Linked DNA regions of Homo sapiens: all the other regions are linked to region 2. A link is a contact called in ENCODE Hi-C or POLR2A ChIA-PET data. All regions are on one chromosome and are shown on one strand. Each heading gives the region's core, a stretch centred on a gene start or an enhancer-like site at or near the end of the contact. The rest is flanking DNA. Distances are from core to core; before and after follow the strand shown.

Region 1 (3,127 bases), core at 293-2,792, 410 kb before region 2:
TTTTTGCCTCCCTCTCCCACTTTCCCCATCCTGTCTGTCCCCAAGTACTAATGAATCCACTTTCAAAATCCCTCCTTCCCAGACTATGACTCCCATCACAGCTGGAAACCAAGTTACCTCTCCCTGCCTTTAGCCTTCCTCTACTTCAACCCATGCTCTGCCAGATGATTCTTCCCAAAACACAGCTCTGAGTAAAAAATTCTGGGCCGGGCGTGGTGGCTCACGCCTGTAATCCCAGCACTTTGGGAGACGGAGGCGGGTGGATCATGAGGTCAGGAGTTCAAGACCCCCCTGGCCAACATGGTGAAACCCTGTCTCTACTAAAAATACAAAAATTAGCCGGGCGTGGTAGCGGGCACCTATAATCCCAGCTACTCAGGAGGCTGAGGCAGAGAACTGCTTGAACCCGGGGGGCAGAGATTGCAGGGAGCTGAGATCGCACCATTGCACTCCAGCTTGGGCGACAGAACAAGACTTTGTCTCAAAAAATAATAATAATAATAATAATTCTGAAGGGTCATGATCTTTCTAACGTCTCCAGGAGCTCTAGCCTGACGCTCAAGGCCCCTCCAACCTCCTGAGCTCTATTCTATTCGCTGTACATTCCACTCACACTGGACTCCCTCCTGTTCCCTGGGCTTCCTCCTTGCCTCACTTTTTTTGAACTCCCACACGCAGAATGTCAGTTTCTCTTCTATCGTCACCGTTTCTACAGCCCTAAGTCCAGCTCTCTTACTAAACTTGGCTCCAATGCTACTCTCCATTAAGCACTGGGTTCTAAATCTGGTCCTCTTTACGTACTTATTTATGGTAATAGCAAACCCTCCTTAGTGAGCTTGTGTGTGCCCCACAGATTCCAATATAATACCACCACCAAGAAAAACCCAGTAGTGTTCCTCATCAAATGAATAGCCAAATAGGATAATAACGACTGCTCACTTATCCAGCAACGCACGGTGGTCATCTGTGTTGCAGGCATAGAGGACCCAGGCACGCTTAAGGCGGGGCGGGCGGGCGGGCGGGGGGGGGGAGTGTCAGCCCGACCTGAGGAAGGTGGTCGCGTGTTTCCACTACACGTCAGATTCCTCTACTCCTCACTGCAGACCGTATACAGCATTACCCATCTTACAGACCAAAACACTGGGCTGAGAGTCAATGTGTCACATCTAGGCGGCAAGCAGGGTGCACACACAGGTATGTCCTGACCCCAAAGCCCGTTGCTTCCTGCAGGGATTAAGCCGATCCACCAAGCGTCTTTCAGACTGCGCGGCCATAGACCCCCGCCCCCAAACACGCCCCAAAGCACTGCGCTCCTGTAGCCGGGTCCCCGCCCCTCGCGCGCCGCCCCAGGCCTCACCCCCGGCCCAGCCCCGGCACGTAGCCGAGGGGCGCGGGCATCCCTAGGAACGGTTTCTTCTTCTTGTTCATGGTGGCGGCGACGACCAAGGCTAGGAAGGAAAGGAATGAGGCAGCGGAAGAGGGAAAGACGCAGAGACTCTAGGCTTCGACGTCCGATGCACTCCGTAGCAAAGTGTCGCCGTCGTCGCGTCACCCGCGCCCCGGAAGCAGAGCGCTCAGTCCGCACACGCCCCGCCCACTTTTGATTCCCTGGGCGGAAGTCCCGACGTCCTGGTTCGACGACTTCCGGCCGCGGCTAGGGGGCAGGAACGTGGTAGGCGCGTGCGCGGGAGCGCCTCCTCGTGGAGAGGCGGAAGAAGCTAGGTCGAGCTTGCACTGGGACCCTAACTGGCCCCTGGGGGCTAAAAACAGCCTGGGGCATTGCTGCTTCCCGAGTGCTCTGATGCAGTCCGGAGACCTGTCTGTGAGAGTGGGACCCATGGTCCCCTCCCTCTGAACCCATGGCCCCCTCCCTCTGAACCAGCCCAGCTGCCCGCCCTCGCCCCTGGTGCGCCCTGTCCGAGCAGAGCTGTACCCTGTCCAGTTGTGTAGAGCTTGTGTGTACTGGTTATGGGCACACCTGTCTGTGTGCGTCCTGTGCGCACACTGCTGCCCTACGCTTTTAGCACTCATATTCTTGAACCCCCATTCAGGCATCTGTCCCTCCAGTGGGACTAGAGACCCCACCCACGCCCGCCAACATGCCTTGGACATTCTGGTGAGGGCCACATCCTTAGCTCCTGGAGAGCTAATTGACGAAATAAATAACCGCAGCTGAGCTGTCGGGAACACGTCAGTACATGAACATGGCTGTCAAGCATGTGGGTGAATTCTGTGTGTGTGATTAGTGGGGTGTGTGCACAGAGGTCACGTGTGCTCGTGTTTTGGGTGCAAGTGCATGACTGTACTCTGTGCATGCATTTCTACATGTCTGTGTGCATCTCTGGTCCTCCTGCTGTAAGACATCCTCCAGAGCCCCTACATACACCCAGGGAGAGCACCCAGGCTCCTGGGCAGAGCAAGCCGAATAGCTGGTTGCAAGCCTGGCCTGCTGCTGCACCAGGCAACCACAGTTCCCTAGCCCAGCCCCATCTCAGCACTTCTCACTGGAGTCCTGGAGCAAACACACCGCTCCGGCCTGCTACAGCCTCCTTGGAGTTCCCCTCTGCCCCATCTCCAGGCAAGCCAAGCCCCTTTCAGTTACAGAGCACTGTACCGCCCCCTCTCCCCCGGGCACTGAGCCAGGTTCTGGGGCTGCAGAGGGAAGGGAGAACCACCCTGATGTTCACAGTGGGGTGGGCGGTAAGCAAGAGTCAAGCTGGTTTCTCCGGGGAAGCGGGTGCCTATTTGAAGGCGAGTAAAGACGTAGGAGACCGAGGAAAGTGTGTGGGAGGCGTTGACCTGCCCCTTGTCCTGGCCCCGGTAGGTAGAAGACCCCTGTGAGATGCCCCTCAGCCCACCCCCACGCACAGAGGGGCCCGACCTCAGAGGACGCCCGGCAGGTTCACGGGGACTCTCCTCCGCGGAGCCGTGCCCAGGGGCGCACGGACGCCCCTCGCCCTGGCGGACAGCCTTGGTGCACGCAGGCCCGCGCGCCGCCGACACACCTCGGAGCTCCCGGAGCGCGCCCGGCACACAGGGCTCGGCGGCAGGTGCCTCGTCGCGCACACTCGCGGGCCGCGGGGACCGGCTCGGGCGCGGGGCCGGCTGGGGCGGGGCGGGGCGGCGG
Region 2 (3,197 bases), core at 480-2,979:
GGGTTCAGTGGCTTTGCAGTGTGTTATGTGTTTAGTAAGTCATGCCAGCACCCGCTGGGAATCCTTTTTAGTCATCATCCTGGGCTGGGTGTTGGGATTCAAGCCTGTAATCTAATCCCGGCACTCAAGGAGGCCGAGGTGGGGGGTTTGCTTGAGCCCAGGAGTTCAAGAGCAGCCTGGGCAACATTGAGAAACCCCATCTCTGAAAAACATAGAAAAAACTCCAAAATAGTTAACTGTGGTGGTGTGCACCTGTACTGTGGTGGTGTGTGCCTGTAGTCCCAGCGACTCAGGAGGCTGAGGGGGGAAGACTGTCTGAGCCAGAGGTCGAGGCTGCAGTGAACTGTGATTGCATCACTGCACTCCCGCCGGGGCAATGGAAGGAGACTCAGTCTCAAAAAAAAAAAAAGCCCTGTCCAGCCTTTCTTGGTGATGTGATGCTTTTCCAAATGGACTTGAAAGTCAGTGTGTCCACCATGCGACTGCAGGTTAGTTTAGGAGGAACTCACGTCTTTGTGTGGTGTTGAGCCTCTCCATCCAGGAACACAGCGTTCCACACAAATTCTCCCAGCGTTCCACGCACATGGACCCTGCTCAGCGCCCGGCCCCTGGGGCTGCTATTGTCGAGGGCCTGCCCTCTCCCAGGAGCTCCAACGTGATTGGTCTGCGGAGAGGCTCCCTGGTGGTTGACGGCCCACCCAGCCGACCTCCCGAGGTCGCTGTGAGCCCCCAGCCTGGCCCTCCCCACGAGGTGCTGGCCTTGGGTGGCAGCCTTGCTTCCTTGTTTCAGGGGCAGCATCACTGTCCGTTATCTACTGCTGCAGAACAGATCGCCCCAAAGCTCAGGGGCTTAAAACAACACAGATGTTTATTTTATTTATTTATTTGTTTTGAGATGGAGTCTTGCTCTGTTGCCCAGGCTGGAGTGCAGTGGCGCAATCTTGGCGCACTGCAACCTCCACTTCCTTGGTTCAAGCAATGCTTCTGCCTCAGCCTCCCGAGTAACTGGGACTACAGGCGCCCGCCCCCACCCCTGGCTAATGGGACGTTTATTTTAAACATAGACATCTAACAGCTGGGCGTGGTCTAGGTGGGAGGGTTAGGCCTGGGGTCTCCCTGAGATGGCAGTAAGGCTGGGGCTGGGACTCGAGCTGCAAGTGGGCTGGAGGCCTCAGCTCCTCTATGGGGCCTCCCCACAGGGCTGCTGAGGGCCCAGAGCCAGTCCAGAGAGCCAAGAGCCAGGCGTGCTGACTCTGGGACCCGGCGGCCACTTAGCCATTCCTGCCATATCCTGGTTGGTGACAGAAGGGACTTGGGGTCCCAGCAGCACCAGGGCCACGGGCAGGTCCTGCCTGTCAGGGGACCCAGGCTTCCAGGTCAGCTGTGCCTGGATTTCTCCAGGGGCTGATGGTGGAGTCACCAGACCATCCTGCCGTCCAGGGCCGGGCAGGGTCTCACCCCTTCCGCCTGGCACATCATCGGGGCGTCTCTGGTGTGTGAAGGGCTGGACGGGGCGTGGGGCCCTGGAGGGGTGCGGGAAAGGACCCCCACCCCCAGCCGCCTCCGCCTTCGACGGCGCTGGCCCTTCAGGGAGGGGCGTCCTCTGCTCGCTGGCGCTTCCCGAGGTTCCCTCGCAGCGGGGGCCGAGCTGTCGCTGGAGGCGGGGCAGGGCGGGGCGGGGCGGGGGGCGGTGAGGTAATTTCCGCGATCAGCGTCAGTGCCCGGGCCAGAATCGAAACTGAGAGCTCCTGGGCAGGCTCGGCAGGGCAGGCAGCTCCAGGAGGGTGAGCGCGGGGGTCCCAGGGCGGAGGGGCGGGGGCGCGGGGGTCCAGGGGCGGCTCCAGGAGGGTGAGCGCGGGGGTCCCAGGGTGGCGGGGCCGGGGGCGGAGGGGGGGGTCCGGGAGGGTGAGTGCAGCCGGGGGCGCGGAGTCCCGGGAGCCACAGACCCAGCCCGGGGCAGTGCAGCCCGTCCAGGACCAGCACCCTCCGCAGCAAGACCCAGCGCTGTGGTCTCTGCACCCACTGGAGCGCAGGATTTTGGGGTCTCGGCTCCCGTCCTTTCTGGATGGCAGACTCGGATGTTTTCTCAGAGGGGTCCGCGGGGAGTGCCGGGTTCTCATACTGAAGTCTGCCTCCAGTCTGTTGCTTTTAAACTTACTCTTCTTGTAGCATCCCAGCTGCGGTGGGGACCCGGGGACCCATCTCTTCCTGGCACCCTGAGCTCTGGTGGGCACTGTACCCTCCTCTCCGTGAGGCCCCTCCCCAGGTGCAGATGTGGAGTCCTCTTTTCCTGGGGGCCAGTGGTCATTCAATAGAAAAGGAGGTGCTGTGTCCTTAGAAGAGTCAGGAGCCTGAGGCCCTGGGGTGCACAGGACCCCTGGCTGGGGCAGAGGGGTGCGGCCTCCTGGGGGCGGCACTGTGCCAAGGGCTCTGCCCCCTCCAGGGCTCCACAAGCAGTCACCTTGGCTCCTTCTAGGTGGGGCCTGAGACCCTTCAGGAGGGAGGGTCTGGCTGTGTCCGGGTCAGTGAGCCCTGTACTCCCTGACAGGACACAGCTACTGCCAAGGCCTCCACTTGGGCGTCAGGGTGGGGAGAGTCCCAACTCCTTGCTTGGTGGAGAGGCCTCTGCTTGGGCATCAGGATAGGCAGATCCCCAGCTCCTTGCCTGGTGGAGAGGCCGTGCTTCTGAGCTGGGCCTGGACCAGATGTCCTCTGGCCTCAGTCTCACCTGCTCCTTCTGTCGCAGGCTTCGAACCGTGGCCAACAGTTCCAGTGGACTGCGTGGACCCGTGAGCTCAGGAGCCTCAGACGCCTCCCTGGAGAGCCAAGCTGGTGTTCGAGGTGGCGCCTCCAGGGTCCACCCTGCTGCCCAACAGCCCCGCGGCCACCAGAGGGCCGTCCCTGGCCCGGCTGTGTGCCCTGGTGGACCTGTGTCTGGGCTGCTCCCGCTGCACCCAGCGGCTCAATGAAAGCACCTACGTCCTCCGTAGGGTGGAGCATGACTGCTCCCGCGAGATCCTGCTGGCCCGCTTTAAGCAGGCCACCAAGAGCAAGGTCTGGCGCGTGGTGGGCTGCCGGCCCACCTTCCCAAGGCCCCTGTGCTACCAAGTCTGCCACTACTACAGCCCTGGGCTCGGCTGCCGGCGCCACCGAAACCGGTGCACCTTTGCCCGCAGTCGCGAGGAGGCCCTGGTCTG
Region 3 (3,056 bases), core at 123-2,622, 260 kb before region 2:
ATTTCCAGGCGCCCGCGACGGCAGTAAGGGAGTGTCCCAGGCGTTGGTCCCGGCAGCCACACCTCGCTTCGCCTTTGCTCACTCATGGAGAGCCCTCAGCCGCCTCCCACTGCCGCTCCTGAATGCGCCTCACACATCCAGATTTGAAAGCACCCATAGGGCCGCCGCCTCCCACCTCCCGAGGAATCCGCTGCGCTGGGCCCGCAGGGAGGCAGGCTGGACGGCCCGGGCGCCTCCCCATTGGTTGGCCGGGCCGGGCTCGACTCCCTCGCGCGGCTGCCGGCCACAGGCTCACCTCCCTTCCCGCCGCGCCCGGGGAGAGGAAGCGAGGTGGCCTTTACCCCTGCGCAGGCCGGCCAGGAATGCGGGGCCGCGCTTCCCACTCTACCCGCCCGAGGGCTGAGGACGGCGGAGGCGAGAAGCGACGCGCAGAGTCCGGGCGCCGAGTGGTGGAGACGCGTCCCAGGCCGTTCGGATCGGGGCTGCACACGGGCTGGGGCGAGGCCCGGGCCGCTGGTTCCCGCCCCCTCCCGGAGCCATTCGTCCCCCGCAGACAACACGACGGGAGGGACCCACGCGCGGCCGCCGGTGCCCCTAGTCAGCCAAAAGCGAGCCCCACTGGCGGGCACCCCCACGAGGCCTGCGCCCGAGGTGCGCCGATCTCCGGGTGCGCCGAGGCCCCCGAGGGTAGGCGCGCGCGGTGCCCAGGCCCTTCCAGACCCCGCACCCCGGGCGGCCTTCCTTGGGGGCGCCTTTTCCGCACCGCGAGCGGCCCGCGTTGATGCCCGGCCGGGCTGGGGGAGTCGCCAAGTTTGCGAGACGCGCGCAGTGCAACCGCGCGTCAGGCGCGGGGACGGCCGGTGACCTGGGCACCCGCGCGCCCCCGAGGAACCTGCGCGTGGGCAGCGCCCGGTGCGCGGCCCGGGAAGGGAGCGGGTGCCCTCGCCGGGGTCGCCGCTCCCGTGGGGTGTTTCCAGGCTGCTCCGCGCTCGCGGGGCAAGGGCGCAGCGGGGGCCAGGGGGACCCCCGCGCCGCGCCGCCCCAGCCCCCCGCCAGCCCAGGGGAGGGGGCTTCCCACAATGCCCAGCGAGCTCCAGCCCGCACTTCCGCTGTCCGGCTGCCCGCGGGGGGGAGAACGGACCCCCGGCGCGGCCCCCTGCGACCCCGCGGCGCGGCGCCGGGAGCCGAGCGAGGGGCGGGGCCGGCGGCCGGGCCGGCGTGGGCGGGGCCCGGGGCGGTGGCCGCGGCCGGGGCGCGGCGCGGGCCAATCAGCGGCGGCCGGGCGCGCGCCGGGGGGCGGGGTCAGGGTCCGCGGGCGGGGCGCGCGCGCGCGGGCGGCGGGGGCCGCGGGGTTGGAGCGGGCGCGGGGGCGCGCGCCGGCCTGACGGACCGACGGACGGACGGACGGACCGAGCAGCCCCGGCGAGCGCGCAGCTCGGACCCGCCCGGACGCAGCGCCCTCCCGGCGGCGGCGGCGATCACCGGCGCCGGCCCGGCGGCCGCGGCGCCCGCCCTCGCCCGCGCCCCATGGGGTCACAGGTAAGCGGCGCCGGCTCATTGTCCGCGCGGCCGGGCGGGCGCATCGCGGCGGGGGCCGGGCCCGGAGCCGGGAGCCGGGAGCCGGGGCCGCTGCGAGCCCGGGCGCGCCCCCGCCGCCGGCCGCCCCGCCACGCCCCGCCCCGCGGGGGCGCCCTCCCGGGGGCCATCGGCGCTCCCAGCTGCGGCGCGGGCTCCGGGGGCGGCGGCGGAGACCCCGGCCCGGCCCCCGCGGGTGCCCCCCAGGCCGGCGGCGCGGGGCGGGGCGCGCGGGGGCGGCGCGGGTTCCCCGCGGGGCTGAGCGCGGAGGCGGCTGGGCTGCCCCGGCCCCTCGGCCCCCGGCACCTCCCGCCGCCGCCGCGCTCCCTCCCCGGCACCTCCGAGAGGGGAATTTTCCAGCTGGTAATTTCTGCTGCGTCAACGCCTGGCCCCGAGGCAGCCCGGGGGCGTCTTGGCGCCCCCCGCCCGCGCCCCCCGCCGGCACAGCCCAGCCGCACCCGGAGCCGCCCGCGCCGAGTTTGCCAAGAGTCGGAACTGCGGGAGGTGGGCGCGGGCGGGTCCCGGCGCCCTGAGGCCGGGGGGTCATTGTCTCCCCGGACGCCGGGCGCCGGCCTGGTCTCCATCTTAATCGCCGGCCGAACCGGGGCGCAGGGGCCTCGGGGCGGGGCGGCTCGGGGCGCGGAGGGCTCGGGGCGCGCGGGGCGGACGGGGCGCGCGGAGGAAGCGGGGTCCGCTGCGAGCCGCGTCTTTGTTTCTCTGTAAATAGACATGTCAGTTTCGCGGGGGAGCGCGAGCCGGTGTCTGACAACTCAATCCCTAAGGCAAACGGGGAATTCTCTGCGCCAGAGGGAGGGCTCCTGCTAGTTGGGGTTCCCCTGGCCCCGCTGACAGATTCACTGTTTGTAGGTTTAACGAAGCACACACAATAGGGCTGGACCGAGGAGCCAGGGTACAGACCAGATGGGGCGAAGAACGGATATTTTCTGACAGCGAAGAAATATAAACAAAAGAAAGTTTGAGATTCGCAGCGAATTTCCTCTCTCGCTTTCCGTGCTGCAATCTCAACGATGCATTTGGAGTGGATTACGGTGGCAAGATTGTGATCAGCATTGTTTAAAGAAATGCTAATTAGAAACGTGTTTAGCGCGCGGCCTGGGCGCAGACACCTGTGCGCCGAGAACTCACGGGCATTTTAATTGTATCGATTGTAGAATCTTTCATATTGGCTCTATTATCAGAGCTAACTTCCCGTTTGGGTAACAGACTGGATACATCTCTGCTGCTGGCACTCACGCTGCCTCTGCAAGGCACTATTTCACTCTACAAGAGTGGAAAATAGTTTGTTCATCAAAAGGAAATGTATAGAAGGGGTTTTTCACATGAATAATGAAGCAAGCGACAGTATTTATCAGAGTAGAACCTTTCTGCTCGGTGTGTTTTACGTGTTTCCAACTGGCACTTTTGGGCACCTCAGCCTGGTTACCACTGCAGAAAGGACTGAGGAGTGAGGGGAGTACTTG

The links. A loop is a pair of places that touch in the nucleus more often than their neighbours do. ChIA-PET counts read pairs that join two places held with the same protein, here RNA polymerase II (POLR2A). Pooled maps may share reads with other maps.
Region 1: POLR2A ChIA-PET joins it to region 2 with 17 read pairs in PC-9. The contact joins the promoter of PRPF6 here to the promoter of HELZ2 in region 2. A Hi-C loop is called at or near these places in 7 of 168 maps with a recorded cell type or tissue (CD4-positive, alpha-beta T cell, CD8-positive, alpha-beta T cell, Caco-2 and 4 more), 4 of 37 single-sample maps with no recorded cell type and 12 of 50 pooled maps. POLR2A ChIA-PET finds 5 or more read pairs at or near these places in 5 of 52 experiments (BJ, PC-9, activated B cell and 2 more).
Region 3: a loop to region 2 is called in a pooled map, with 2.2 times the contacts of the local background. The contact joins the promoter of ZBTB46 here to the promoter of HELZ2 in region 2. A Hi-C loop is called at or near these places in 2 of 50 pooled maps. POLR2A ChIA-PET finds 5 or more read pairs at or near these places in 2 of 52 experiments (A549 and AG04450).

Annotation. Positions count from the first base shown.
Region 1 is chr20:63,979,547-63,982,673 of GRCh38, reverse strand. PRPF6 (pre-mRNA processing factor 6) reads right to left here and starts at 1,542. Exons shown (of 21, transcript NM_012469.4): 1 at 1,358-1,542. The coding sequence starts at 1,428. It overlaps SAMD10 (sterile alpha motif domain containing 10), which reads left to right and starts at 3,032. Exons shown (of 5, transcript NM_080621.5): 1 at 3,032-3,127. RefSeq lists silencers at 1,248-1,357, 2,918-3,127 and enhancers at 2,428-2,487, 3,083-3,127.
Region 2 is chr20:63,572,771-63,575,967 of GRCh38, reverse strand. HELZ2 (helicase with zinc finger 2) reads left to right here and starts at 1,729. Exons shown (of 20, transcript NM_001037335.2): 1 at 1,729-1,784; 2 at 2,747-3,197. RefSeq lists silencers at 110-295, 1,405-1,684, 2,325-2,384 and an enhancer at 893-1,620.
Region 3 is chr20:63,829,580-63,832,635 of GRCh38, reverse strand. It overlaps ZBTB46 (zinc finger and BTB domain containing 46), which reads left to right and starts at 1,372. Exons shown (of 5, transcript NM_001369741.1): 1 at 1,372-1,539. RefSeq lists a silencer at 1,215-1,354 and an enhancer at 2,937-3,056.